Regions from separate parts of the Mus musculus genome. Here all the other regions are linked to region 3. A link is a loop called in an ENCODE intact Hi-C map of the cell type or tissue named here. Cell type or tissue: gastrocnemius. All regions are shown on one strand. Region 1 has its middle 89 kb from the start of Lnx1. Region 2 overlaps Lnx1 (ligand of numb-protein X 1). Region 3 overlaps Pdgfra (platelet derived growth factor receptor, alpha polypeptide). Region 4 overlaps Scfd2 (Sec1 family domain containing 2). Region 5 overlaps Scfd2 (Sec1 family domain containing 2). Region 6 overlaps Gm6116 (predicted gene 6116).

The links. A loop is a pair of places that touch in the nucleus more often than their neighbours do. Peaks named below come from ENCODE experiments on the same cell type or tissue, not always from the same donor. Only the 100,000 strongest peaks of a DNase experiment are listed, where the experiment ranks them.
Region 1: it touches region 3 in a loop (3-fold over the local background); 30 of 42 quality-filtered maps call a loop at or near these places.
Region 2: a loop joins it to region 3, with 4 times the contacts of the local background. A loop is called at or near these places in 27 of 42 quality-filtered maps.
Region 4: it touches region 3 in a loop (7-fold over the local background); 30 of 42 quality-filtered maps call a loop at or near these places.
Region 5: a loop joins it to region 3, with 8 times the contacts of the local background. A loop is called at or near these places in 32 of 42 quality-filtered maps.
Region 6: it touches region 3 in a loop (5-fold over the local background); 27 of 42 quality-filtered maps call a loop at or near these places.

Annotation. Positions count from the first base shown.
Region 1 is chr5:74,789,847-74,794,846 of GRCm38, forward strand. No RefSeq gene overlaps it. Among named protein-coding and RNA genes, the nearest start is that of Lnx1, 89 kb to the left of the region's middle. In gastrocnemius, a CTCF peak has its summit at 2,512; DNase peaks (open chromatin) are centred at 2,582 and 3,696; H3K4me3 peaks cover 1,043 bases; H3K27ac peaks cover 4,819 bases.
Region 2 is chr5:74,639,391-74,644,390 of GRCm38, forward strand. The region is part of intron 2 of Lnx1 (ligand of numb-protein X 1); the gene reads right to left. Among named protein-coding and RNA genes, the nearest start is that of Gm32304, 5.8 kb to the right of the region's middle. In gastrocnemius, a CTCF peak has its summit at 1,915 (motif pointing right); DNase peaks (open chromatin) are centred at 1,744 and 1,949; H3K27ac peaks cover 1,010 bases.
Region 3 is chr5:75,153,858-75,158,857 of GRCm38, forward strand. All of the region lies in intron 1 of Pdgfra (platelet derived growth factor receptor, alpha polypeptide), which reads left to right. Among named protein-coding and RNA genes, the nearest start is that of Pdgfra, 4.1 kb to the left of the region's middle. In gastrocnemius, CTCF peaks have their summits at 1,951 (motif pointing right), 2,541 (motif pointing left) and 3,391 (motif pointing left); DNase peaks (open chromatin) are centred at 273, 1,236, 2,044, 2,520 and 2 more places; H3K4me3 peaks cover 4,609 bases; H3K27ac peaks cover 3,178 bases.
Region 4 is chr5:74,308,490-74,313,489 of GRCm38, forward strand. All of the region lies in intron 5 of Scfd2 (Sec1 family domain containing 2), which reads right to left. Among named protein-coding and RNA genes, the nearest start is that of Gm32064, 5.6 kb to the right of the region's middle. In gastrocnemius, a CTCF peak has its summit at 3,092; a DNase peak (open chromatin) is centred at 3,101; H3K27ac peaks cover 1,994 bases.
Region 5 is chr5:74,431,532-74,436,531 of GRCm38, forward strand. All of the region lies in intron 4 of Scfd2 (Sec1 family domain containing 2), which reads right to left. Among named protein-coding and RNA genes, the nearest start is that of Scfd2, 98 kb to the right of the region's middle. In gastrocnemius, a CTCF peak has its summit at 2,440 (motif pointing right); DNase peaks (open chromatin) are centred at 1,415 and 2,457; H3K4me3 peaks cover 264 bases; H3K27ac peaks cover 893 bases.
Region 6 is chr5:74,959,134-74,964,133 of GRCm38, forward strand. Gm6116 (predicted gene 6116) reads left to right here. Exons shown (of 5, transcript NR_045866.1): 3 at 3,106-3,173; 4 at 4,179-4,286. All of the region lies in intron 1 of Gm52778 (a long non-coding RNA gene), which reads right to left. Among named protein-coding and RNA genes, the nearest start is that of Gm52778, 12 kb to the right of the region's middle. In gastrocnemius, a CTCF peak has its summit at 2,227; DNase peaks (open chromatin) are centred at 2,231 and 3,885.

The sequences.
Region 1 (5,000 bases), 360 kb before region 3:
TAATACTCTTTCACTGAAAACTGGAGTATCAGGTGAGTGAGACCCAAGTACAAAAGCCAGAGATTTTCACAAACCTGATGGAGTATCTGCGAGGGGAAGATGGATGGGATGATGAACTGCCTGGAGTAGCGCCATGTTTTACAGACCTGCAAGCACTTTGGCTTGTTAGTGGAGCGTACATGTCTTAACTGCTTTTGTTTCCAAATCTATTACTTGAGTGAATGAAGACTCCGTCCCCGGACAGAAATGATTTTTATAAAAATCCTTTCCTCTGAATCCAGGGCATTGGCAGTACAACTGTCAGAAACAAGCTTGCTTTGATGTTTTACAAAGCGTGAGGCCAAATATCGATCTTTGTAGGACTTAGGGAAATATCTTGTGTATAGGAAAATATCTAAGTTGAAATGTATTAAGCCGATGTTGGCTTAATTCAAAATTATACCTAATTTGAAACAACTGTTTTCCCTTGGTCAACTGGCTAGTCTATTGGGTTTTAGTAAGAATAAGAAAATCTACAATCAAAGTTGAGTTCTTCCCCACCAAGAGCTGTGCTTCCACTTCCCCAGGCTTGTGGGAAGCAGAGCTATTAGGAAGCTGGCGCCCTTCTCTACGCCAGAGAAGATTAGCAGAAGTTAGGCAAGGGTTTAGAGACTTGAAAATTTGCCTTCAAACATGAGGAAAAAATTAAAGTTTTTCCTAAAGTTGTTCCTATTGGCAGAGACTTCATTCATATCCTGCTCGTACAGGCGCAGATATGGGCATGGGTACAGATGTGGGTGTGGATACAGATACGGCCATGGGTACAGATGTGGGCATGGGTACAGATGTGGGCATGGGTACAGATGTGGGCATGGGTACAGATGTGGGCATGGGTACAGATGTGGGTGTGGATACAGATACGGCCATGGGTACAGATGTGGGCATGGGTACAGATGTGGGCATGGGTACAGATGTGGGCATGGGTACAGATCTAGACATGGGTACAGTTGAGGGCATGGGTGACACATTCTTTTCTGCAGAGGCAGAGTATTCTGTATGAGTATATGAGATGCTGTGTGAGTGTAGCTAAGTTTACTTATCTGTTTCACTTTGGTGGGACATTGAGTTGCTTCCTGTTCCGAGATGCTGAGAGTGAGGCAGTAGCCTCTGCCACCGGCTGAGGCAGTGGGGCGTTCTGACAGTGCTATCCTCTGTGTGTATCCACACATCTGTATTTCCCCCTCCAAGGCACAAAGAGGATCATGGAGCAGGGACTAGAAAGAATGTAAGTCAGAAGATGAGGAAGAGTGCTGCGAAGCCCAATCTTCAGGATGACATGGCCACTGTACTCATAAACTTGTAGCCATGGTTACCTGCCCACTGAGGGCCCATCAGTGGTCCATCATTTGTAAGGGAGGGAGGCCTCCTCATGAGGCCTAGCCTTCCTTGAGGAGTTCTTGGCAGCTAACAGGGTATCAGGGGAGGGGAGGGGAGGGGATTTTCCTCCTGGCCACAGGTAGGTCGTCCAGACTTTAGGAAATAGTATTCCTATCCAAGCTCATGTAAACAATGCTGATTAAAATCAGTAAGTTGTGAGTGGGGACGGGGAGGAAGAACAGAAAAAATGTCAGGAAAGTAGGAGAGGGACTGGGTGGAAGGAATATGGAGTTCAGCAAGAGGGGACAAGAAAGAATGGGGGAGAGTGAATTTAGTCAAAATACATTATATATAGATAGATATAAATATAGATAGCTATAGATATGCATACACATACGTAATTGTCACACACAGACATACAAAGAGTTCATGACAAAATACACAGTACCTACATTATCTGGATTTTTAGAAAGCTACAGTCTTCATGCCCTTGAGAAGGCCTGAAACAAAGAAAATTAGTGTATATTATAATATGTACGGTAACCCACTGTGTCTGCTCTGCCTTCATGGGGTCAATCAAACACAGACAACAATGTTTATGAAAAACAACCGCATCTGTCCTAAACATGTACACTCCTGTTTTCCTGGTCATTTTCCCCTAAGCAATAACTGCAGCTACTCACAGCACTTACATTGATTTGTGTGAAACAAGTAATCAGGAGATTGCGTGGGTTTTATGCAAACACTATCCATCTCACAGAAGGTACTCGAGCATCCTTGCATCTCAGTATCCACTGGGTACTGGAGCCAATCGCAGGAGGACACCAAGAAACAGTCCTGTTTATATGCTTTTCAGGTAAAGACAATTCCAGACCGCAAGGATCAGGTGCAGGTCGTGATTCAGATCTGTGCTCTCAGAATACAGAACAGAATCTTTTGTCTAGCATGCCAGACCTGTCATGAAAGCTGTTCAAGTAAGAGATCGGGCGGGCACTGTGAAGCAGGGGGAGGCTGACAAGTGGCCAGGACACCCGGGGGTCAGGAAGCAACTCCCTGGAGCATAGTCCCTGCGGTACCATCTCCTCTAGCTTCATGGCTACTTACAAGCTATCCTGACCCTAGAAAGGGATCTAAGGAGAAAGCTACTGCGCTGAGCCTAGGAGGCAGCAAACAGCTTTGGGAGAGGAGCCACAACAGCAGGGAAGCAGTGCCAAGAACAACAGGAAGCTCGAAGCCACGCCCCTGCTCGTTGAGCGAGCGCAGGCCTGGAAGCCTGGGTTATTTGCTCCAAAGAGCCTTGAGCAGATGTTACATAAACAAAACCTCCACTGACTCCAATTCTGGGTCTGGCCTAAAATAGCCCCGGGGCTAGACTCTGTCATTCCTAGTGGTTCCCCATGTGTGCAAACTACTGCCCTCATTGAACCATGTTGGTGGACACACTGCAGCCTCCTCAAGGGACAGCTTCCCCTAGGACCAAAAGCAAGGCTCCTTGACTGCCCGTGGTGGCCCAGACACAAGGCGTCCCTCTAAGATCTCTGGTGGCTGCTGGCTCCTCTCTCCAGGAGGCAGGAAGTTGGGGGAGGAATGTTTAAAAAGTCTCCCCCCACCGCTTTCTTCCCCCTCTTCTTTCTCCTCCATCTTCCCTTTTCCCCCTCTCTTCTCCTCTTCCTCCTCTCCATCCTTCCCCTCCCCATCTTTCACCCCTCCTCTTTCCCCACTTCTCTCTCTCCTACTCCTTTGTATAATGTGGAGAAACCCGAAGCAGAAGCAAGCTTTCCAGGTTACCGCGGGTGCAGGCGGTAGTAGAGTTCCTTCTTGGGGCTTTTATTTGCAATTGATTTAAGACTGTCGCTGTGCTCCCGACTGACTTTGTGCTTGTACAAGTTTCCCAGACCTGTTTGGGTTTCAGCTCCTTTGTGCTACATACAGAAAACCAGTCCAGTGTGAACATCTGGAGGCTTGAACATCTGTGCCCCAGCAAGGGGTCACTCCAGCGTTACCACTACTTCAGCATGGGTCCCTGGAAACTGTTAATCATCTTTTTCTCCTTGGCCGCTTGCCTCTCTCTAGAATCTTACAAGCAAATCTTAAAGCAAAGCAAAAAACAATAAAGCAATGTCTATGATTCAAAAATACTGGTGCCAGATACTTGCTATATGTTTAGTACTATAGAAAGTATCCGATGTGTTTCCTTTTGTTTAATTTTCACTGAACAGTCCTATGAAATTTGAAGTTATTACCTCCAGGAGACAGATAATGACAGGTTAGAAAAAATAACGATAGGACTTGCCAGAATTTCTACAGGGGTGGGACAGGGCCCAGAGCTGGCAGGGACTGACTGTGTCAGAGAACATCTGCCAGGCCTCATAGCTCCTCCTCTTGGTTTTCTTTCTGCTCAAAGTCCAAGCTACTCTATCTTTTGCCCTTCTAATTAAACACAGCAACCAGTGTTCATCCTAACATGGTCTCTGAGACCCAATCGGCCAACATGCTATTGACATCAGGAAAAAAAAAAAAAAAAGGTATGACGCATACGGAGGAAGTGTTGAGATTATATTTTTTTTTTCAGTACTTGTACTTTGAAAGAGGTCTTTGTGTTTCTCTGGGTTAGAGCCTCCCAGATGTAGTTGTTAGCCCCGAGCCTAAGTTCTAAGCCCCCTAGAGGAAGGCTGAAACCATATGTAGACAAGAAGAGGCCTATAAGAGGCCAGTACTCAGGCTAGGGCCAGTGCCAGCTGCAGGGAGCAGGGAGGGCTCATGTCACTTGGGAACTCTTAGCTTCCTGAAGATTTTAGTTCTGACCCCAATTGTCTCTTGAGTCTGGGACCCTCAGGGATTTCTGTTCTAGGATGGTACACTCTTCCCCTTAGAACTAAGGCAACTTTACCGTTAGACAGAATCAAATGGCATATATATGGTGGGACTGGGTGGACCTATATGTTAGAACTTTAGGTGCCAGGACCAGAATACCTAAGGGAAACATTTAAATGGGAGGATTCTTTTGGCTCACGGTTTCAAAGGGCTCAGTCCATGGTTACTTGGTTCTGTGGAGAAACGTGGGTCATGGTGGTACCATCATGTATGTCTAACCAGAAAGCAGAAGTGACAAGGGATCTGGGGACTTGTCATAGCTCTCACGAGCATACCCATTTTGACCCACTTCTTCCATATAGGTTCTACTTCCTAAGGCTTCTAGAACCTACCAGAATAGCACTACCAGTTGGGGTCTAAGCCTTCAGTGCATGAACCTCTTTTGGGGGGGGGGGGGCGACACTTCATGCTCAAACTCTCGCATCCTACCTGTATGGAGCTTTTATTCCTTATTCATCCAAACATCCCTAACAGTCCTGAGATATCTGCTATGTGCCGAATTCTAAAATAGTGGCTATGGTCCCTGACTTTCCAGAGCTGGAAATCTAGAGCAGGGGATGAAGAGAAAGCAGCTGTTGCAAAGGCTGGGGCAGATGCAGCAAGGAGTTTTGGAAACACAACTGAAGCTCTGCTTTGGTCTGGGTGCTGAGCACTGGGGTTTATCTGTGTTGTGGCTGAGGGAAGGGGCATGAATATATACACAGTGGTTTCCCAGGAGAGATTGCCCCACGCTCTCTCTTCTCTGGAAACCCCGGGTGCCCAAGATTTGA
Region 2 (5,000 bases), 510 kb before region 3:
CAGACAGGGTGTCACAGGCTGTGTTAAAACAGCTCCGGGGGATGGGGTGGGGGGGCTGAGAACAGCTATTTTTTTCTTCCTTCTGTTTTTAGATACTTTCTGTTTATGCTTCTAATTGTGCTGACTAGACACGGTTTAATAGTTGCAAGCTGCCTTAATCCTTTTTTTGGAGTGGGGGAGGAGGCAGGCTATATTTTAAATATATGGCAATATTTCACAAGTCCTGGAATGGAAAACACTAGACATCTCTACTGTGTCTGAGATAAAAATAAGTGCATCAGCCATCATCCTCCGAACACTCCCACAGAGGCTCCTGAGCACCTCCCCGCGCGCCCCACCCCCAGTGAGACCCATCCCTGCCGGTTAGTTCTCATCATGATACTTGGAAGAGACTCAAGCAACAGTGCAGTTTCCACCAACAGGATTGCTTTAGTTTCCAAGCTTTCTGGTCCTGAATACAAGCCCCCTTCCAGGAACTTTCTGGAAATTACTCTTAACATTCTCTTGATCCCCCTTCTAGGCTAAACCCCATGCTTCCTTTCCCATTCCATGTGGGATGGGACCACAGGGTCACTTGTTTGCTACCAGAAACCATGTCGGCAATAAGCGTTGGTGCTTATGTGTAGTCTTGGGTGAGGCTGGCATGAGTTAAGGAGTCAAGCAGGATCAGTGGGCAAGTGTACTCTTGGTAGTCAGCTTAGAGGGAGAGAATAAATTTGAACCTAGATGGAGCTCATCTTAAAGAGCCAACAGGCTTCCCCACCAGCCACACATGGCCTCTCTGGATCACTTCCTCTCTTCTGCCTCCAAACCGCTGGGGGAAAATGTCCCCAGTTCTCCAGCCACCCAGTTCCCTTGTTAATGAACACCAGAAAGGAAAATTTTCAAACAAGCTGAGAAGCCATGTGAGATGGGGACTTGCGTTCTAGCTGCCTGGGGCTCCCAGGTGGACATGGGGTGTGAGGAGGGACAAGGTGCCCTCAGGATAGAGTTCACACAGGTAATGAAGGGTCCGATGCCAACCTCAGTAGGCACGCGTGACTCAGTTTACCCAAGATGGTCTGTATGCCTGAGATACGGTTGGCTAGTCTCTGAACGGGGCCAGTTTCTATTTGAGGGATGGAGTGAGGAGGAAAAGAAGCACAGAGAGGAACTGGACCTCTTTTCCCTTCATGTAAATGGCTCTGGCACTGTGTTTGATCCTTTGAACCTCAGTTCACAATTCAAATTCATCATCAACAGTTGGGGCAACTCACACTGACAGTTATGCTACGTGCTATGCACTACGGACCAGGCATGTTGTGAAACATGTATTGATCCATTCAGTCCTCACACCAGCCCTATGAGGAAAACACTGGTATACTCCAGGCACAGAGAACCTTCCCAGGATCACACAGCTGGTCCCTGGAGAGGACGGTGGAATTCTGGTTGAGGTGTGCACAGTAGGGCAGTAAGATGCCATGCACGTGGGTGGCTGATAAGCAAGAGGTGCTTGGAACACAAGAAGCAGGGGAGACCCAAGGAAATCTAGAAGCAGCTCTTGGGTATATCCTATTCTTTACTACTGTATCATCCACTGGGTGGCTGCTGAGAAGAACTCAGGCAGCGTGATCTGCCAAGCGTAGCCTGCTCTCATCAAGCCAGTGCCTTCAGGCCTGAGGCCGAGAGACACGAGCCACAAGCACCACACAGCTTGTGTCCTTGCCTCTGCCCTGTCACCAGGGCCATTTGCCAGCAGAGTGCACATCCTAGGTCCCTGCATGCCCTTGGGCTTCCTGTTTCACTGACGATCCCCATCTCCAGAAATAACCTAATTATCTCTGGGAATAGCTTTGGCCTCCTCGTCCTAGAAGCAGAAGTTTAAAAGGTTCCTATCTGGGCTTCATGGGCACTGCTAGGTGGGTTATTTATTCTGCCTCTAGAGGGAGCTCTTTAGTTCCAGACTTTATTTTCTCTTGCATGCATAAGGCAGGGTATTCGCTGTTGAAAGCAGGCTTTCTCAAGAGAGGAGGCACTGCAAGTAGCTCATGCTGGCCAGTGTGCCCTGTTTGCTATTGTTCATGACAGTGCTTATGACAGTCATTAGATTAGTGCTTTTAATAACAGGCATGAACTGGGGTTTAGCCTATTCAACAATGTCCTAACTGGGAGATATTATACCCCCACTTTACAGGTACAGACAACGAGATTCAACACAGTGGCAAGAGTTGGAAGCCAGACATAGTATTGGGATTCTTATCTTGACCTAAATCCTCTGCATACTTGTCTATGACAAAGTAAGCAATATTCATTGTCCTGAAGGCGGCTCAGTTCTGAGCACTTACACTTAACCTATTTACCCCTGTTAAAACCTGTCAGGCAAGCTTGATCAATCTCTCTTTTTTTTTGCAGATTTGGAAACAATATACAGTTTAGCTTGCCCAAGGTCATGGTTAACCTCTAGTGACTAGCAGTCCCTGTTTTCCCGGGACTAACCTGGTTCAGAGATACAGAATTATCATCTAAAAAGTGGTCAGTCCTGGGCATACCAGATGAGCTGGCTACCTTGTTTAATGCAGACAGTGTGAAATCAGGGCTGTGACCCCAAGGGGATGCTCTTACCAATGACAGTAGTACATAGTCCCCCTTTTTCCTATGTTTTGGCCCAAAGATTTAATGGAAGCTAGGGATGTGGTGGAGGAGTTCCTGGTTTCAGATGCTTCCGAGTGCATGCTCGCTTGGATGCTATTCTCTTAGACGGATGTCCAAAATGTCCCTCCTTCCAATGGCTGCTTCAATATGTTCTTTTACAGCAACCTTTGCAGCTCTACATTGTAAGCAATTCCAGTACTTCCCAGAAACTTGAAGAATAAACTCCCTGTTTAGTTTAGACAAAGCCTAGCAGATAGCCAGGGGAGTCTGATAAATATGTGTGCTGCTCCCTGGGGTGCCTCGGAAGAATTCCAAAGCTCAAACCAGATGTGCAATTGACAGAGGTTGATGAGGGATGGTGGAGGGTTTGGGCACAGTCCACATGCCAGGTTAATTCTTCATAGAGATGTCAAGACAGTTTATCCATCCTAGGACTCTCTGGCCTCTTTGAGGTCATCAACTTCTCTTCCTGGACATTTTGGGGGAGGGGAGCTGGAGAGTCCCAAGCTACAGACAATGAGGGTTTTCTGTAAACTGTTTAGGGATTGGGAATATGTACGCAGGGGTAGGGAAGGAGGGCAGCTTTTTGCCCAACTTTAGTCCCTGCTATTTTTGGTTCCTTTGAGAATTGTTCTACTTGGTTACTTATAGAACATTTGGAAATGAGTTCCCCCTGGAGGCATAGGCCTGTGATGTCAGGAACTCAGAGGGCTGAGGCAGGAGGATAATAGGTTCTGCGTTATCTATGAGGGAGTCCAAACTGGCCTGGCCTAGGGAGCGAGACCCAATATCAAAGTAAACAGCAAATAAAACCAAAATAAATGGCAAAGAGGATTGGAGATGTGGGTCCGGGGCAGAGACCACAGAGCATGTAACAGGCCTATGTTTAATTCTTAATATTGTAGCATGCACAAGCATGCACATGCACGTATGTACACACACACACACACCCACACACACACACACACACACACGCACGCACACAAACACATACACACACATAAATAGCACATTTTTGGGAACTGGACTACGGATCAAATGTTTTTTACTTCAAGGTTGATGGGAAACGGCTTTTGGGGTAACAGGAATCAAGGCAGCCTGACCACTGTGGTTTTCTGATGGGCTTTCCAAATAGCCTGGGCACCCAGATGTCAGCAGGAGTCTTTTTTTGGGTCTTTGTGCTTTTGTGAAGTCCATTCAACCCCAGGGGCTGTGCAGAGGGGTCACAGCTCCGTGTGGAGATAGACATGGGAGAAGGTGACATGGCATTCAAGTGGAAATTATTTCCAGATGACATTTCAAAACCATTCCTCCATTCCCTCACATCCATTACGTGGCACTCCTTGGGTAACTACGAAAAGGCCTCCTCTGTCTAACACTTTCCAGGCTGGAAGTCACAGACCCTCCAAAGCACAGGACTTGACACTTGGATATTGAGAAATTGCGTTCTTCCTCCCCGTTTGTCAATGTGCCCCACGAAGACATTTGGTTCTTTTGTGCTAAAGTCTTTTTTTTTGTTGTTGTTGCACAAATTGAATAAAAATTCCATCTTCCCAAACAGTTTCTGTTTGCTCAATGAACTTCCTTTCTTTCTCAACATTTTTAACGGAAACTTAGTACTCTTTCTGCAAATCGCATTTCGTGACCTCAAAATTATGTTATGTCTATGTGGAGCGCAGTTACAAGTGGTTGTAAGACCACTTTGGGTGCTGGCAACCAAAATGGAGTCCAATATAAGGCCAGCAAGTGCTCTTAACCCCTGAGCCATCTTTCCAGCCCCTATTTCTGAAACTTCTATATATCTCAGGAGCTACATTAAAAGGTCATCTTAGTAAACCCAGTGATATTTCTGGGCTTAAGATAAATCACATTAAAGTTTTTTTTTTTAATTTTATCTTGAATGACTTTGGAATCTATGGAATCTAAGCATACTCGATAGCCTGAGATCTGTGAGAGGAACGATATCAAGCATCAGTAAGCAGTCGGCTCTCAGCCTTCGTTGTTGAAGCACTTGTTGAAGGGCGATGTGGGAATATTGTAGTAATTAGCAGTAATTAGAATCTTGACTGTAATTACCTGTGTGAAAACTGGTCAGCCTAGTCCTTGTTCAAAAACTGCACGAAAAATTGAAATAACATTCTAAATAACTTCTACTTGGTCATGGTTACCTCCTCCCCCACTTCTCCCACATCCATTCCTATCTTCCCTACCTACTCAACTTCATGACCTTTATGTAAGTACAGCGTATGCTGCCCACAAACTCTTGCTTCCACGCTATCACTGGAGGGTGATCTACCCATCACGGTGTACACTGTTTAAGAAACAGACTCTCCCTTTTCAAACATCAGCCCTCAGCTGCCAATAGCTCC
Region 3 (5,000 bases):
CAAAACTCAGGGGCGGTCTCCGCGCAGCCTTCCCTCCTTCACCGTTATTCCCTTGGAAATCAGTTTATACATGTGAGATTAACTTCCCTCGAGCAGGGCCGGGAAAGCAGGAAGCGATCTCTTGGCTTTGAAGCTTCTGAGGTCGGCGATTCTTTCTGTTTGGAAGGCGTGTGGGGCAGTCTGCAGAGTAAGGCAGTATGACTCGGCCCTGGTCTGCAGCAGGACCAAGCCAGAGCCTCGCAGCCAGGTGTGCAGGAGTTGCCAGTGACTTGGCGACCAGCCTTGGCGAGAAAGGAAGTGTTGGCCTGTTTGTCTGCTGTGGGGAGTCCTTGCAGAACCCGCGCTTAGAAACTCCCAGGTCTGCTAAGACCTCTAGAAGACCCGGAGGGTGTGCATGGGGGAACCCAAGCTGGGGAGGGGGCGTGGGTGGCACTTTTAAAAGTCTGGGCTGCCCAGCGTCGGACAGAGCTGCCCAGAAAAGCCCCAGGCTGGGCGGTGTGGGAAACGGCTTTTTGGCTTCGTGGCGGAATTGCTCAATGTTTTGGACTGAATTGCTTCTCCTGAATGGTTTCGGATCAGTCTTAGGCAGCCTTGAGGAGCCGGAGGAGGCCTCTAGTGTAAACCCACACTGTGGTCTGCAGCTGTACAGCCCCAGATTTAACACCCAAAGTCTCAGAAGAGGCTCGGGGCTCAGGGCGCTCCTCGGGCGCACCTCTTCTGCCGTCGCACTGGAGTTTACATAACCTCTCTTAGGCTCGGATTTTCCCCTGACCAAGGCTTTCCATCTCATCCTTCCTCTCGTCCTCTTTCTTTGCAAATTCCTCTTGATGAGGACTCCTTCGATTTCCCAACAGGAGTGTGTGTGTGTGTGTGTGTGTGTGTGTGTGTGTGTGTGACACACCAATTAATTTGTCGCCGTGGTCAGTTCCTGCTTAGGAACCCTTGCAAAAGTCCTGTTTTGGGTTGTCTCTAGTACAGCTGGGTTTCTAAAGCTCGCGGGAGAGAAAGAAAGAAAGAGAACACAGTCCAACTCCACTGTTTATTGCCCCGGATCCCTTCTTTTGCTGGAGTCTGCAGACCCGCAGGGTTCAGACTCAGAACCTGGCCTCCCACTTCTGGGCCCAGGGGCTTCTACTTTCTTCCTGGGCGCGGGCTGGGGAGAGATGCAGGGGGAGGGGCTTCAGGCTGCAAACGCGTCAGGCGCCGAAGCTGGCGGGCGGGATTTCTGCCTCCTGGGGACAGGACCTAGGCTGCGCGGGACCTGGGGACGTGGTGACCATCCTTCTGCCTGGTGACCTCGAGGGGTGGGATCCCCCTCGGGCCTTCAGTGAGTAGCATCCAGGTTAAAGGTTGCTGACTGGAAAGCTGGATAGGTGACTCAAAGGTGAGAGGCTCAGCGACAGTCTGGCCGCTGATGGTTGGGTTGGCCGGAGGCATCAGCATTGAGGAGGAGAAGGAGAAGGAGGAGAAGGAAGACGAGGAGGAGGAGGAGGAGGGGGAGGGGGAGGGGGAGGAGGAGGAGGAAGAGGAGGAGGGGGAGGAGGGGGAGGAGGAGGAGGAGGGTGGGTCTTGTAGGAGAGTACTCAGTGTGGGATGCAGAGTACGCAGCTTTCGCTGACTGCATTCTGATTCCCGACCTCATCGGTGCCTTTTTTTTTTTTTCCCTCTGAAGTAGTTCAATGTTTTTTTCTTTTGTTTTAAACTGAAGGGTGGACCACCAATACTAGCTGGGAACTTAGACGGTAGTAAAAGGGGATAAATGTAAGCCACGGACTTGGAGAGTCTCTTTCTTCTACTTCAGTTCCCTTCCTTCCGGAAGGTAGAGAAGCTAGAGGCATGAAGTAGAGCAGGGGTGCCCAGGGGCAGGGCAAACAAAGGGGCAAGGTGGGCACTCCAGACCCCGAATCACAGAGCTTGGTCCAGCCTTTGGTTCTGGCGGCTGCGGTCGGTGCTGGCTGGCCTGCAGGAGGCGCTGTGGCTCGCCTGTAACCCTAAACCTGGCCCCCTCCCTCCACCCTGCCCAGTCTCCTCTCAGGTCGCAGTTGAAAACAATGCAAACGCTGAGCATAGAGCCTGGGGCGCGGCGGCCTCCGCAGTCCTGAGCTGGAAGGAAAGGGACTTGGGCTTGGGCCTGGGATCGTCGGGTAGATCCGTGTCGCCTGGTATCTGGTGGCGATCTTGTGGCGCGGGGGTTAAGGGAGACAGGGAGAGAGGGTGTTGGGGAGGGGGGTGAGAGACACAGATACACACACACACACACACACACACACACACACACACACACACACACGGAGAGAGTGAGGGAGAGGCAGAGAGACGGAGACACACAGAGACAGGCAGAGAGACAGGCAGACACAGAGAGACACCCAGAGAGAAGGGGTGGTCGGGATCCCGAGCGTGCTAGCGCGGAACCTCAGAGAGAATCGGCCCCAGTGCGCGCAGCGCTGTAGGGGACCCGGAGCCTGAGCTTTGAGCGACGCCGGAGCCAGCGGGTAAGATCAGCGGGGTTGCCGCGCCCTCTAGTGGCTCCCGCAGCGCGACCCTTGTCCCAGTAGCCCTGGGCGGTCGAGCGGTCCCCAGCCGGGAGCCCAGTGCGCCTGGAATTTGGGCTCACCTGGGTCGCTCTTGAGTTTTCCTGCGGGCACTGCGTTGGCGCAGAGGCGTTGGGTGGACAAGAGTGGGCTGAGGGTCCGGGTTTGAGCTGGAGAATTGGGGCGTCTTAATTTAGCAGAAGGTGGGTGGAGGCGGTGGAATTCCGGATCCAGGGAGATCTTGGGGGACAGTAGCCGGCGTGTGCGCTCCAGGCCGGCTCAAGCTTCCTTGGCCTGTTGCTGTCTTAGACCCCGCGTTACCGAGCAATGGAAATAGTCCTTTCTAACCAACTGGGCTGCAGGGACCCCGCGGGGGGCGGGTTTACGAGCAGCGAGAACAGAGTGGCAGGGAAAGGCGTCGTGGTCTCTCTTGGCAGGGTCTAGGTAGCCTTCATGCTTGGAGAGGTGGAAAGTCAAAGGGTGTTGTTTCCCCTAAACCCAAGTGACCAGTTCTGCAACATCTTTGAGACCTGGTCCACAGCGCTATCTTCCTGGCTCTCAAGGCACGGCTGTGTCTTGGTCCCTCTTTGGGCAGTGGTGATGATAATTATGCTGATGGTGACGATGGCGGTATGTTTGTTCCTCAGTGAAGTCTCTGGAGGTCCCCAAAGAAATTTAGCATTTTAGATAGGAGTTTTGTCATTTCTTCTTCCACGCCTAGGAGCTCAACTACAAGTCATCACAAGACCTAAAAGTAAAGATTAACCTACGATTTTTTTTTAAAGTTGGGACATTTTAAAATCAGAACTGGTTTCAATGGCGCCTGCAGCTCAGAGACAACAGGACACTGGTTCTTGAACCAACACTGCCATCTGCTGTCTACTCTGAGGAACTGCATATGCCTCTGAGAGGGCTTGGCAAATTCCAAGCAAATATTGGTAGGAGGGAAGTTTCTCTCTCTCTCTCTCTCTCTCTCTCTCTCTCTCTCTCTCTCTCTCTCTCTCTCTCTCTCTCTCTCTCTCTCTCTCTCTCTCTCTCTCTCTCTCTCTCTCTCTCTCTCTCCCCCTCCCTCTCTCTCCCTCTCTCTCCCTCTCTCTCTCCCTCCCTCCCTTTCCCTCCCTCCCTCCCTCTCTCCCCCCTTTCTCCCTCCCTCTCTCCCCCTCCCCCCTCTCCCTCCTTCCTCCTTCCCCTCTCCCTCTCAAATTTTAAATTTTTATTTCAAGTGTATGTGGGGGGGTTCCCCCATATTTATATATATGAGTCTTGTGCATGCCTGGTGTCTTCTAAGATCAAAAGAGAGTGTCAGGTTCCTGAGTCTGAGCTGCTGTGCCGGTATAGAGACTTGAACCCAGAGACCATTCGGTGACCTTAACCACTGTGCTATCCCTTCATCCCCCTTTTTGCTCTTGAGGAGCACAAAGATGATTTTATTAATTTTTCTTTCTTGCGAGTCTGCAACAATCTCCAGAGGAACAGATTTTATTTTTCAGACATTTGTGTAGTTTCCAACGTGTGTGTGTGTGTGTGTGTGTGTGTGTGTGTGTGTGTGTGTGTGTGGTCAAGAGATCAAATTCAATCCTTCCAAATGCTCAGTAAGCCCAGTGTGGCTGAGCTACATCGAGCCCTAATTGCTACTCTTTCACACGTACATAATGAACGGGGTTTATGTGAGCAGGCCTGAAAGGAAGGGAGCAGGCTTTTTTCCTTCTGTAAACACAGCGTGTGGGCTTGGTGACTTCAAGACACCTGATGACTTTTCTTTTCATTTAGTGACAGTCGAAAGGATGTGTTATTTTATTCTTTCAGAGTTACACATCTGGTGCAAAGAGACCAGAAAGGTCTATGAACCCAGGCTGCCCCCTAAAATGCATGTGTGTAAAAGTGTCCCAGCCCCTGTCTCTTATTGAACATTTAATCTTGTACTTTGGCAGATCAAAACACCGCAGACCCTGGTGGGGTACAGGTCCTGGGAAATACAATTTGGGCTAGAAAACGCAGAAGTGGCCACCATTGCAGACCCATATTTAAGCTGCCTGGGCTGAAGTTCTGAGAGCGAATAAAGAGAGAGGAGAAACAAAACAAGAACCTAGATGTGCTATTTTCATAGTTAGAATTAACTTAGGAGAACTGAAATTAACCAAACCTCAGAAATCTGAATCTTGAAGGACCTCGGTGGCTTTGGTGGCTGAGAGCCTCCTGTGGTCTTTAATTGGGACAGGGTGGGGTGGATTTCATTGTCCAGTGGTTGAGCAGCGAAATCCATGTTTTTTGCTCTTACTGTCAGGGAAGCTGGGAGTAAGCCTCAGGGGAGTGGTAGCTCTTCTGGGAGCAAGCTTGCATCCTGTTTACTTTCAAATTTGCCTGTGGTCTCTGGTAGGAGGCTCACCTTAGGAGTTTTCACTTCTGCAGTGGAATGACTAGCTCTGATGGTGTACCGCTCTGCAGCAGGAGAGCTTGAGTTCAAGGCCA
Region 4 (5,000 bases), 850 kb before region 3:
ACAGGCATATGCATCCAGACACACGCGGACACACATACATACATACATACATACAGGCATATGCATCCCGACACACGTGGACATACATACATACAGGCATATGCATCCCGACACACATGGACATACATACATACATACAGGCATATGCATCCCGACACACGTGAACATACATACATACATACATACATGCAGGCATATGCATCCCGACACACGCGGACATACATACATACATACAGGCATATGCATCCCGACACACGCGGACATACATACATACATACATACAGGCATATGCATCCCGACACACGTGAACATACATACATACATACATACAGGCATATGCATCCCGACACACGTGGACATACATACATACATACATACAGGCATATGCATCCCGACACAGGTGGACATACATACATACATACATATAGGCATATGCATCCCGACACACGTGGACATACATACATACATACATACATATAGGCATATGCATCCCGACACACGCGGACATACATACATACATACATACATACAGGCATATGCATCCCGACACACGTGAACATACATACATACATACATACAGGCATATGCATCCCGACACAGGTGGACATACATACATATATACATACATAGGAAGTAAATGTTCCTTTTTTTTTTTTTCTTCGAGACAGGGTTTCTCTGTGTAGCCCTGGCTGTCCTGGAACTCACTCTGTAGACCAGGCTGGCCTTGACCTCAGAAATCCACCTGCCTCTGCGCCCCCCCCCCCAAGTGCTGGGATTAATGGTGTGTGCTACCACACCCGGCTATCATAGGAAGTAAATGTAACAACAATAAAAAGAATATGCTTTTTATAATAAAATATAAAAGGAAAAAACCCAGCACACCAGAATTGGTTAAGACAAACAGAAGAAAAAGAGCCCAAGAGAAGGCAAAAGAATCAGAGACCCACTCATGCACACACCCAGGATCCCACAGAGACACTGAGCTGAAAGCATACTATCTACTCAGAGGGTGAGGTGCAGACTCATACAGGTCTGGTGCATTGCGGCTTCAGCCTCTGTGAGTTCATACAAACTGTGACAGTGTTGATTTAGAGGGTCTTGTTTCCTTGGTGTCCTCGCTCCCCTCTGCTTCGTATACTCTCCCCACCTCTTCTTTCAAGGGGTTCCCTGATCCCTGAGGGGAGGTATTTGATAGAGACACCCCAAACTGTCTTAGGTCTACTACTGTGAAAAAGGACATGTTGGCTTGAATTCTACATAGGGAGGCCTTCCATATTCCTCTCATTTTAGCAATAAATAAAAAGGATAAACTCACAAATATCCAGGGTCCTGAAGTTACATACAGAGATATGTCATCAGAGAGCCATTAGGAATTAAATTAATTATCTGATCTGATCAATGCATCTTTATTAAGCCCCAAATACCAAAAAGAGGATTAGGTACTGATGAAAAACAGTACACGCTTTATATATGTAGAGGAAGAACACTTCTCCTGTGTATAGAGGAGAGGGGGACACACTGTGTCATATAGTGGTGTGGTGGGCACTGGAATGAAGATGCACAGGCTGCTGCATTGACTTTCTGCAGGATGAAAGGAGGTTAGACCTGACACCAGAGGCTGTGATGTTCCAGGCATGAGAAACGCCTTGCATGAAGATCCGATACACAGAGTTCAGCAAAGATGCTGAAGGCTGGGATCAGAGGAATTACAGGCAGAAACTGTTCTTATCCACCACACCTACAATCCACACGTTCCTTCCTTGCCTTGCCCATGTGAACATTCTATGTGTGGAATGCAGTGTTATTTGTGTGGCTATTCTCTCCTCCAAGACACTACTCCCAGACTGACTCCACAGAGGTGGCTCGCTGCCTTGATAAGGCCACAGAGTCCATCCATACAGCATCAGTGTGCAGCTCCCTTGCAGACACACCCCTACACTGCCTTAGCCTGCTGGGTACGCATGATTCCATGACAGCTCAGAGTGCACTGCATCAGGGTGCCTGGGGCTCCTCACAAGACTTAGGGAAGAAAAACACTTATCTACTTCCATACCCTACACAATGCCAAGTACACAATGGGAAATCAATAAATATTTGTTGAACACACATATGAGGTCAGTGGGATACAGCTCAATTCTCAAACATAGCCAGATATATCTTTTTTAAAAATTCTACATAGCACACCCTGATACAATTGGTTAGGGTACAATCAGACATAGCATGGATCTCTAGTCTGTGAAAGCCACTGTAATTCGGCATTGCCTGCTGTTAGGAGATAGGGGACTAGGTTTACTCTAAGCTAGTTTCCACTAGAAAATGTTACTGGTGAAGTAGTTTTAGCAGATGTTTTGAATACAAACTGACACTGCAAGGTAATGATTTAGCAGATAACTAAAAGTTAGAAAGTCAGAAGGGAGAAGTGGGGGACGCCTTTCAACTGCCCAGCTTTGTTATGGGGTGGGGAGCTGTTATTTTCTGCCTAGGTTTTTCATCAAGCGGAGATCACTATATTTAAGGGAATTTAACAAGAGTAAATACAGAGAAGTACAGTAATGAAAACTAAGAATATGCCTGTGTTGTTAGGACAGTCCATAATTATGAATTTTATGTCTTCATGCATCACGATTGGTTCTTAGACACTTCCCATGCACCCAGACTTTGGGCTTCGTGTCTGGGATTCAGAGGTGGGGAAGACAACAGCTCTCCTTAGAAGGAACTGACAGTAAAGAATGCAAGCATCCTAATGACAAAAACCCCATCTATAATCTTATGCCCATGCATGGAAGAAGCAACAGGGGAACTGGGAGCAGGCTTGCCAGGAACAGCCCAGTCTGTCAAGCGCATGCTGTCAATCAGGCAGACCAGAGAAGGCTGAGGTTGGTCAGTATGTGGCTCTTCCCATCGTCCTTACAACACCAGCTCAGTGGGATCCTCTGCCATGGCCATGCTCTAGCAGAGCGGCCCAGCTCGTGTGCTCCCATAGCTTCTTCAGATCATATCTTCAAGCTGTGCCTGCATTAAAACTTGTCTCTAAGAACTTGCTAAACTTGGGAAAGGGAGGGGGCTTCATTTTCCTTCTGCAGTAACCTACATTGGCCACCAAGAGGCGCTATGGATCAACAAATGAGTGTACGCTGCTCTGTGGGACTCTGAAGTACAAACCCAGATTAACCAGCATCAGAAGGCCAGCAACTCTTGTTGGAAGACAGATGTTTGTCCAGCAGAGTACAGATGCTTTTGACCAAAGTTCCAAAATAAATCTTTCTTGTAAAGTTTAGTTAGAAGGCAGAGACTGTTTCTTACAGAGGTTTCCAAAGCTAAAAATAACTTCTTTCTCAGTGGGTCAACTTGGGTAGGGAAATAAAAAGGCAAACAAAACATTAAATAACAACAACAACAACAACAACAACAGACAAGCTCAACTCTCACAAGTTAAAATGAAGCTCTGGGGGCGATGAGAACATCTCTTTGAAAGGACACATGCTGGAAGCGGCTCTGATCATGTCACCCTTGGCCTCAGTTTTGAGTGACCCCATTCGAACAGGAACTGTCCTTACTCTCCAGGCAGAACTGGCCAACGCTTCATGTTTGTAACATTGCAGTCAGTTGCCATGGGAAGTAATCTACTGCTGCAGGCATCTTTTGGGTTAGCACTCCTGGATCATACAGAGGCAAAAGCAGCCAAGCAAACGGTAAATCTTGTCTGCGCTAGTGTGTTCTTCTTAGGGCTTAGTGAGAGTCAGAAAAACTGGGCAAAACTGTTACAATAGGAATTTTTAAAACTCTGCTAAATACTTGTGCAGAACTTTGGGAATGAACTTTCCATTGACTGAGACCACTCTTGAGCTCACTAGTCATGGGCAGGTTTCTCATTTTCTTTGTACTAGACAAATTGAAGGCTGGTACTATAAGTGGCTCTATTAGGATAAAAGTGAAAGACTTAGCTCCCCAGAGTTTTAAATATTTCGTTTGAAATTAGCTGTGTAAGTATTTTTCAAAAGCCTCCTAGAGAACCTGAAAACACAAATATTTCCTAAGGCTTCTTAAGTATTTAACGACATTAAAAAAATGCTCAAAATATTACCCAGCCTTTTCCCCCCACCCACATCCTCTCCCCTGGAAGAGAGAAGAAGCAGAAGTCCTTGCCATACTAATCATATTTGGGTGGTTACCACTGGCTAATTATAATACAATGGGCTATTTTCAGATTCCTAAAAATAAGGGAAACTTCATCAAATGCTGGGAAGGGCTGTGCAAGGGCGCCACACGGTCCACATGACACCCACAAGGGACAAATGTGAGAAACATTTCAATCACATGAAAAGCAAGGGCACCACGCGGACCACTTGACACTTTGAAGAAACCAACTCGGGAACATTTCAATCACACGGAAGCAGAGAGGATGAAGGAAACAAGTTTACTAGAAGCGTGCCGTGGGAGCGATGCAACTCGCCCAAACTTCCAATGATGCTGGTGGACCTCTTCTGTGTGCATCTTGAAGGAGACTGAATGCCATGCAGGCTTGTGCATGGACAAACACAATAAACAGACAGTCAGACAAACAAACAAAACTTTTAAACAAGTGCTTAGTATGTAGCCCAGGCTGGCCCTGAATTTTACATCCTCCGGCATCTATTTCCCAAGCTCTGGGATTGCAAGCATGCACTACTGTGTCTGGTCCCTAAATAACACCATTTAAAAAAGTGTTTGATAAAACCTTGTTGTATCTTTTAAATTGAAGCCATTTGGATTTCATCAAAGTATGATTCTTAAAAATATCCAATGGTAGGAACAATAAGTTATTTTAAAATCAATTCTGGGGTTAAGAATAAGGATCTGTTTGTAAAACAAAGGGGATGTGCTGAGGAATGAGGAGACAGCAGGGACTGAGTGAGTGGAGAGGCGACGGCACCTCTTGGTGGGAATCAGACTCTTACACGTAAACTGAAGGTGCAGTCAGATGGTTTCTCTGTCAGCTCAGGATGCTTGTTACAACTCCA
Region 5 (5,000 bases), 720 kb before region 3:
CACTCATGGGGTGGAATGGAGCAGGTTAGACACTCATGGGATTACAGGTTGTGCTTTACAAGATTCCAAATGGCTTTTAAGGTGAAGAGCTCAACATGGATTGTGTGGTGCTTAAGCAGGTAACGAGCATAGGCTTGGGAGCCAGAAGAGCTGGTCACAGCAGTCACTGCCACTCACAGTGGCTGAGCGCGTCCCAAACTCAGAATCTCAGCTTCTTCATTTCAAAACTGGAGTTGCTGCACAGTAAAGACATATATACATAAGACACTAAGTCTGGTACATAGCATATGTAAGCCTTGATACATGAGGTCCATAATATGATCAAAATATACTGCACAGGTATATGAAATTCTCAAAAATAATGAGAATGTTATAATAAAAATAATTTTAAAAATTTAAAATAATACCCAGTAAAATTATCACTAGTATTAGTCGTGTGATACTGCTCAGAACCTCCCTTTGAGTCCACCTGTTCTCTGATGTGACACATGATCAGATTTTTCATTTCTGCTCACCAGCTGAAATTAGAGGAGTGGCTTTTCTTGCTATCAAAGAAAACAGACCTGATGGACAAAGAAAACATGGGGACCTTTCTATGGGTGTGCTGCATACGACATTCAACTCCACTCTCTTCTTGAGGATCCTGGCTTCATGTTTTATCAGTCACAACCTTTCATTGTGTTCCTTCTTACAGCAGCCCCTATTTTAAAGGTGCTTTCCAAATAACCTTATGTTTGGACTGAGTTAAAAATGCTAAAAACAGATGTGCTCGCTATCTTCCAGGAATGCTGCAGAGATCCTAAGGAGAGTGGACTCAGCACCACCTGGATTGGACCCACAAGACAGTAGCTACTATTAACAAGCCCAAAAGAAAAGAGAGAATTTGATTTTAGTGCCCTGTTAGAGATATTTGGGCAAAAGAAAGTGTATTTATGTGGAAAGTTTCAAGACATTACAAATGAGATAAAGCTAAATGAGAAGAACACAGACGTGCAGCCCATAGACCTCAGCTCGCCATATGTGAAGTATCAAATAAATAGCTTTTCTAATCTCAAATGTTAATCTCTCCTTTCAGCCTTCCTCATTTTATGGGACCAAATATTTCAAGCCTCATCTGGGTTCTATTACAATCTCAAAGACAACACGATATCTAGGAAAGAGTTTATATGTAAAAATCACTTAAACTCAGGCAGTGGTATAAACTGAAGTCCAGACTCCATTACCCCTAGATTTCATGTAATTATATTCCTTTTTCTTTAACTCCAAAATGATAATTTTCTCCTTTGGCACAGAGTCTCTTTGGCTCCAGGTTTGATGCCAATGCAGTCTTACTGTGAAAACAAATTAGAAGTAGGTGGTCTGGTTAGTCTTCACAATGCTCCATTTTAATCAGGCAGAGCAGTGGAGAGGACGGCTGTGGAAACGCTGGCGGGTCTTCAAACAACAGTGCACGCTGTCCATTTTACTCACAATGAAAAAGCTCTTCGGGAGATTTCGATAACGGTTCCCCTCCTACTCGGAGTCCACATTTGTAATGTTTATATAAGTGGGGCTATAAATCTTTCTCCAATAGACCCCATGGTTTCTGAGGCAGACTTCTTGTTATAAACTGCCTGTTTCCGGTTTGCCTGCCTAAGCAAGGCAGGCAAAGCCAGTTCGCCAGAGACTGGAACTAATTTAATGTGCTCCAGGTTTAAGCCCCTAGCCTGTGTGCCTTTACAGGGAGATTTTACACAGCGGATTACAGCTGACTTTAACAATGATTCATATGATAAGTGGCTTTCGATTTGTTTTTTAATGTCCGAAAGTATGCATTTGCAAAGGACATGTCATCAAAATAATGTTGTTAAAGTAATACCCTTAGAAAGGGAAAAGAAGGAATTCAACTTTTCATCAAAATGAAAAAGTTTAAATGTTATCCGTGCCAAAGACTCTTGCACATGAATTTAAGGGTTCTATTACACAAAATAAGACAAAGTTGTTTATAGACAGTTAAGCCTGGATGAGCTCCAAGATGTGATTGGTTAAATTGATACATTTTACCTCAAGGTTTGGTCCTGTTATTAAAAATACTGAAGCTATCATGAAAATGGACAAAAGCCCTATTCTTTCCAGCCTCAAAGAGATCCTGTGCGTTTTTTTTCAAAGATGCACCATTCCTTGAGACAAGCGCTAACTGAAACAGAAGCACATTCACAAACCTCCACTACCATCCATCAGGGGAAAAACAAAAACGTGTCATCTGTTACCTCAGCAACGCCCCGTAAGAAAGTAAACGGCACCACAGAAGCGAGGAGTCTACTAATCCTCTGAGTGTCTGTGCTGAGTACTCTCTACAACACCTTTTTAAAATACCAAATGTAAGAAGATAGGTTTGTCCCAAGCTGTTGATTTCTTCCAATTTTTTTCTTTTGAGATTCCTTCAAAGGGCAGGGCAAAGACATACAGTAGGGGGCAGTGTTGCACCACCGTGCTCTCACTTGGAAAGAATCAAGGCCAGACCGAAGGAAACCCAGCCATTATTCTTCATTTAGACTTATTACCCTAATTATTACAAAATTTCAGAGTTTTTCCTTGTAGCATAACCTGCTTTTTCACCACCTACATACCTACATACCATATTAAGATGTTTTAAGTGATACAAAAACAAATGTTTTTAATAACAAAACCAAATCCACCCAAATATCCGAGACATGGCTGATTGCTGTTTAGCCGTTGATGGAGAACTATTTGTTCAATGTCATATTTTAAAAGCACGAAGACTTCTCCAACTGCAAATATCCAGATGTTCTTTATTGTAAATATAATATCACATTGGGAGATGGCTAAAAAAAAAAAATGAATGAACCTTGGTCTAAAATGAAATGCAGAGTTGGTTTATAAAATACAAGTCAATGTGACCCATGCTAATTAGATAATTTTAAAAATATGGGGTAAGAAAATATTTACAAGTACAAAATGTCTTCATATCTTCCAGAAATAAACTCTTTTGTTCCATCTGCTGGGCTGGCTCTCGGAAGGAGGAAACTGACACCTGGGCTGCATGCTTGCTCCCCAGCACTTACGCTGCTTTGGAGTTCTGAGTGGGTGCGCGGAGAGGCTAAACCTTTCCCAGGTCCCAAGAATAAAACTTGCCCATCTATCGAAGTAATTTTATCTACCATACATAGTGGAAATCCAAGTGTATATTTCAAGGTTAGTAAACAAAATAACAATTCACTATTTGACTTCAAAAAAAGAAAAAAAGACAAGGAGCCTGAAAGATGGCTCAGAAGTTAAGAGTACTTACTGCTCTTGCAGAGGACCTGAGTTCATTTCCTTGCATCCACATTAGACATCTCACAACCACCTGTAACTCTAGTTTCAGGGGTGGGTCTGATGCCCTCTTCTGAACTTTGCAGGCAACTGCAACCATGTGGTACACATAAACTCATACAGACTACACACATACAGACAGAGACTGTTTTTTAGTAAATAATTAAAATAGAATCAAAACTCCCACAGTCTTAGTAAGTGATTATTTCTCTTTGTCTTCAATTTCAACTTGGTTTTTTTTTCACTTGTGTTAAGAAAGGTTAAATTTAAACAAAAATAAACTTTTACAATTTCATAATTACACTGGAAAAAATATTAAAATCATGTCTCTAGAGATATACAAATTAATGGTTTAAAATTTACAAAGGGACTCTAAGAATACAAAATATTTTTTGAAATTCCATAAGCCAGCAAGAATCCATAGGCTTACATTTAAATGTAATAGATTTTAGGTTTTAGTACTTTGTTATATTATGGTTCATTGTATTCCTGAGAATGTACTTTTTTTACACTCTCCAGGAGTGTGTGTGTGTGTGTGTGTGTGTGTGTGTGTGTGTGCACAGTATGCACTTAGTGCTTCTATGAGACTCCCCCCTCCCCAATATGTGCTGTACCTTTCCAGCAAAGCTTTTGCAGTGGGGAGAGGCTCCTTTTCAAGACTTAACAGAAACACTGCCCCTATAATTACAACTAAATTTCCTTCAAATTGAGCTAAACATTTGAGCTGCCAGATGGGACATAATTCTTCATAATTATTGCAGAAAGAGGGCCTGTGACAGTTGCAACAGAGTAATTGGCTAATGGAAGAGCAGCAGGTATGCATTTTCCCCAAACATCTGTTTGAAACTCTGGGTCATTTGAAGAGTACCTAAAAGTCCCATCTTCTAATTAGCTTCTCACCAAGCCAAATCCCATTGCCAAGGCTGTTTGAGTTGGGTGAGGGTCAAGGTTCTTCTGTAGTCAGGCTGATGAAAGCACTGCACCCCTCCAAAAGCATGCACTTATTTCATCTCACAGTGTCGCTCTGAGATGGAAGAGGAAGAAGCATTTTCTCCTAAGAGGAATGTATTTTCTTCATTATTTCATCCATTTCTCTGTCAAAAGAATCTTTGCATACCACATAACTGCTTATTTCTCATCTCTCTTCCTTTTATACATCTTATGATGAACAAGGAGATGACTAGAAACAACAAGGTATGAACTTGGCACTGTGAGATATAATAAGAAATATATTTTGGTTTTGTCCCTGATTCCTAACACAGAGCTCCTAGAATCCCTTAGGATTTCATGAACTAGGTTGTCTTCAGGGGCAAGAGCAATGGCTTAGTGATAACCAGCACTTGTTGCCCTTGCTTGCAGAGGCTCTAGGTTCAATTCCCAGCACCCACATGGCAGCCAACAACCACCTGTAATTCTAACTGCAGAAGATCTGATGCCCTCTTCAGACCTTCATGGGTACCAGGCTCACAAATGCCGTATATACATACATACATACAAGCAAAACATTGATACACAAAATAAATAAGCCTTAATGTTTTACAAGTGTGTTCAGTTAGTCCAACAAGCCCCACTTAAACACATATAAGCTTATACTAATGAAGGACCTACTGAAGGACCCCAAGTGATATCATGATGAGGTTGACCAGCAGAAAGTCCTAGATCTCTCCATCCACCAATCTATGGGA
Region 6 (5,000 bases), 190 kb before region 3:
CTAGTAGAATTAGTGAGCATTGTTATTACCTTTTCATCATTTAATTAATTTTAAATGTATTTGTTTATATAGTTTATGTCTATGGGTGTTATGTCTGCGTGTACATCTGCACACCAGAAGAGGGCATAAGATCCTGTAGTGGCTGTGAAGCACCATGTGAGTGCTGGGAACTGAACTAAGGACCTCTGGAACTCCTAACCACTGGCCCATCTCTCCAGATCTGCTTATTACTTTCAGTGTGTGTGTGTGTGTGTGTGTGTGTGTGTGTGTGTGTGTGTATGCATATGTAAGAATAGGCATGTGTACCACACAGCACACATGTGGAGACCAGGATAACTTTCAGCGGTCAATTCTCTTGCTACCGTGTGGTTCCTAGGCATCGAGCTCAGATCCTCAAGTGTGCTGAGCAGCGCCCCTCCCTGCACTGACCCACCTCAGCAGTCTGAAATTGTGTTGTTATGGTGAAAGTAGCACGTGATCGACATATCATAGAAACTCAAGAACTATGACTCAGGAGCTGGTGATGTAGCTCAGTTGGTAGAGTGCACAAAGAAAGAGAAAGAAGAGGGAAAGGGAAGGGAGAGGGGGAGAATTAACCTGGCTTGGCCCTAAGTTAGACCTGAAAATTTTCAGTGACCTTGCTGAGAGTTCTCCTAAGTTGTCTAAGGTGCGGTGCAGCTTGGATGTGGCGCTAGAACACGTGCCTGACACCTGCCAGCTCCAACCTCAGCACCAAACCAAAATAAACAAAACCAGCAAAGGTTCTCTCTCTCTCTCTCTCTCTCTCTCTCTCTCTCTCTCTCTCTCTCTCTCTCTCCCTCTCTCTCTCTCTCTCTCTCTCTCTCTCTCTCTCTCTCTCTCTCTCTCCCTCTCTCTCTCTCTCTCTCTCTTGTGTCTGGGCATGGAATGGAAACCGTTCCTATGGAAGCCAGAAAGGGACATTGGCATTTCTGGAGCTAGACAGTTGTGAGCCACCTACTGTGGGTTCTGGAAAGTCACTGGTGTCCTGTGGAAGAACAGCAAGCATTCTTAACCACTGAGCCATCTCTCCAGCCCTGAGCAAAGGTTTTATGGAGCTATTAATGAAAAGACACAAGAGGAAAAGTCAAATATTCCTCTTCTCAGAAAGAGTGATAAGTATTTATTCAGTGCCTACTATTTGTCAGACATTTAAAATCCCCTGGTCTTGTTCTCTGTGTCCTTGGAGGTTTTGGAGGCACATCTCCCCTTTGGAATTTTAAGTATTGCATGAGCTAGTTAGTTAATGGAGGGATCAAGAGGGCGATGCCAGTTTGAAACAATGTTGTCGCTGGACTCCAGTTACAATGTATTCATCTGGACTGTGACAGCAAGGCAGTCTGAGTATGAGCCACAGTCTTCTGCCTTGGCAGCCACACCCATTCGCAGGGCTGATTGCTAGCAGCCAGCAAAGGCTTCTGATAAAAGGGAAGCTGCTGAGCTATTAGGTTTGCCGAGCTCCCAGGTAGATTTCCACAGGCAGAGGAGAAAGAGCGGTGCCTTGTTTTTGCCGGCGTGGGTGTTAGCAACGCGAGACAGGAACCCAGCATTAATACAGGCACCGGCTCCTCGTAGAGCCAACTCCAAAGGGTCCTGGTGACTTTTTCTCTGCAGTTTGACTCCTCCCTCCCTCCCTGGGAGCCTCTCTGTTCAGTCAAGCTTTTCCATCCTACCCCAGGCTGAATAGAGAGCAGAGGGTGCCAGAGACCGAGGTAGACACTCAACTCCACTTCTACCGAACCAGTCTTCCTTTCGACGTCTGTCTCTTCTCCCTTTGGTTTTTGATCATCTTGTGCTGGATTTTGCTTCTGCCACTCTTCTGTTAATAGGTAGCTGGTGATCTGCGTCATCCTGGAGGGTCATCCATCTCTACGGCCTTCTTCCACATTCTCAGGGGCCTTTCTTAATGATCACCCTTTTAGAATCACATGCCTGCTGCTGCTTCACAAGACACAAGCATTTGCTTTGTGCCCCCTGCATTTGTGTTCCAATCTTAAACTGTCCCCTTGCCTGCCGACTTCCATCCCTTAATATTCTTGAAGACAACCGGTCCCTTCTCATGGAAGTCAGTATCCTCAGACACAGGCCTTCTGAGTTTCTCTCCTGCCACAGGGCCACGGGACTGCTCTGCTTCGCCTGACAGATCAAAGGACATTTTCCCCAGCCTGTTCACTTTCTGCCTGGTGATCATAGAAGTACCCAGAGCACAGCTAGATGGCGCTCACGCCTACACATTTCTGAGGAATGACGTTTTTTTCCTCAGAGGAATTTCTGAGGAAGAAGTTTTTCCATTTGTCTCCCATCTTGAGCTCACAGCTTTGGGAGGAGGGGGACTGGAGCACATGGACTAATTACAAAGAAACTGGAACGTGTGCATTTTCTAATCAAACTGATATCTAATGGGCACGCGAGTCAGATTCAGTTCTAAGTCCTCAACATTGCCCTGCTACACATACCTTGCCCCAGGAGACAGATACAGAAATGGCACTTAGAGACTTGGTAAATTTGCCCAGAGCAGAAGGGTGTCAGAGATGGAAGTCCACAGGCATCTTGCACCAAAACTACCCTTAACAACAAGGGACTGGTTGGAGAATGGAACCAAGAGAAGAAACTGGGAGTGTTGGGAAGGCACGGCTTTCTACACAAAGCATTGTTCTGCCTAAAATTACTCCACAGCCCTAAAGCACCATGTGTATTTTGAATATCCAATCATTTTTTCTAAAAGCCCTAAGTATATAGCTCAGTGGTAGCGCACTGGCCCACTGTGTAAGATCCATGCTCAAACCCCTGCACCATGGAGTTACAGTAGGAATAATAATAGTAATAATAGCTGGGTGTTGGCAGTGAATGCCTTCCATCCCAGCACTCAAGAGTCAAGAGTTCAAAGTCTGCTTGGGCTATGGAGGGAGACAGTATCTCAAAACAACAATAGCGATAATTTTTATGAGACTGAATATATAGGACTCAACTCAACTATGATCAAAGGTGAATCTGGCACACATAGGCCGAACTTTATATATTAAGAGGGGAGAGCTAAGAGCATTTGGCTCTTGCTTCTTCTCCATTCTCTTCTCTGCTCATTTTCAGACTCAAGCTTTGTGGGACACACTGAACTTATAACAGGACCCATGATGTCCCAAGGATGCACTGAACATGTATGTTGCTGAGTCCATTTCTATTCTCCAAAGAGTAGCAACATTTTTTTACTCTGAATGAAGATCCGTGTGGACCATACTTGAAGACCCTGTAAATCTCGAATAAATAAATCTCTAATTCTATCCCTACTGACTCCCCTGAAGGCCTCCTAGCCTTTCCATCACCCCCTCCCTCCCTAAGGCGTGATGTTAGAGAGGGGACCCAGGGGGAAGAGGCAACATCCCTACTCTATCACAGGTGGAACCTCACTTCTCATTGTTGATAGACGCTTGCAGGTTAGGTGACCACTTATAAAGCCCCTCCTGGAGTCTTGGGGGTTGCCTGTAACCACTAGTGGTTCCTGTCATTTACTCTTCATTACTGGAGTACTCTGGCTGCAGTAAAGGTGATCAATCACAGAATGGTATTGTCCTTTAAAACTCCGTATAGGAAACAGGCACTGGGCTGGACCGTGAGGTTTTGTAGGATCTAGTACACAGAGATTTGTGAAAGACCAAAGCCACTGTGTTTCTGCAGTCTGCCAAAAAGTAGACACACATGTACATAGATGTCGAATGTGTACTCCTGCCAACAAAAACATGTCTCCATCCCAAGTTCAGCTACTACTCCATGTGAGCCAATTGCGAGGCATTTGCACATCACTAAAGAATGAGAAGGGAACTTTGTTCCCAGCCCCTGCCACACAGCCCAATCAGCAGACGGCCAGGAGGGAGCAGAGCCACAGGCATTTGGCACACACATGTGCACTGCCTGCTTCTTTCCAACCTGGCGGTCCAAGAATCAGGCACAGGGGCAGGGAGGGTCAAAAAGGGCTCTGAAACACATTTGTAGACCCGGAAGTATAACCTGGAGAAAGGCTGGTCAGCTGGGTATATGGAGGAAGATCCACACCCCGTACCCAGACCCTTTCCTGTTGTAGAGGAGAGAGAGAAATTCCTGCCCGAGGGAGCAGCCCCGCAAGTTCTGGAAGCCTTAAAGTTGATCTTGGCTGCGTTCTTCTGCAGGTGTCTGATAAGCTCCATCTGATCCTCAGTGTTCTGGACTCTCAGAGAAGACCTCCCCCCTTGAATGAGAAGACCCTTAAAGGCCACCTGAAGGAACTCCAAGATCAGGTCAGTGTCACCATCAGCTATGGCCCATCATGGGTACCCAGAGTCACTTAGCCCTCCAGAATTTATCAAGACCACTCTTAGAGCTAGAATATGAGGGTGCTTAGGGTTCCCAATTGTCCAGACCATTGATGTGCCTGATTCCCTTTTGATTTCCTGTGAATTTGTATCTAAGCTGTGTGTAACCAATTGTTTACACCAATTTCACAGCAACCCTACATCTCAGCCATACTGGTTCTACGTGATTAGATACACCTGAGGCTACACCTGTCCACACTTGTCACTAGGTCAGCCTCCTGCTGAAGGAACATCTGTGTGGTCCTGAGCAGGACCTCGAGGGTATGCAGGTGGAGAGAGGCGCTCAAGGAGCCACTAATACTGGCCAGAGTGAGTCCTGCTCAGGCTATGGGTTATAGGTTTAGCTGCCAGCAGTCTCCTGCAGCAACACCGCTCATTAACTAGCTCTTACTTTCCTTTTGGGATACTCACATGATCCCATGTGATTACTGTTCAGAACTGGGACTGTAATTTGGTGTTAGAGCGTTTGTCTGTAACGCGTGAGACCCCGGGCCATGCCAAATCACACTACCGTCTCCGAAGAGCTGGATCCTCAATACCACCTTGGTCTCTTGCCACTTTGACTCTCTTCTCTGAAAGACAAGAGGGTGTGACCCCCACACTTCTTTGAGGATTCATATTTTCATATCCTTCAGCGGC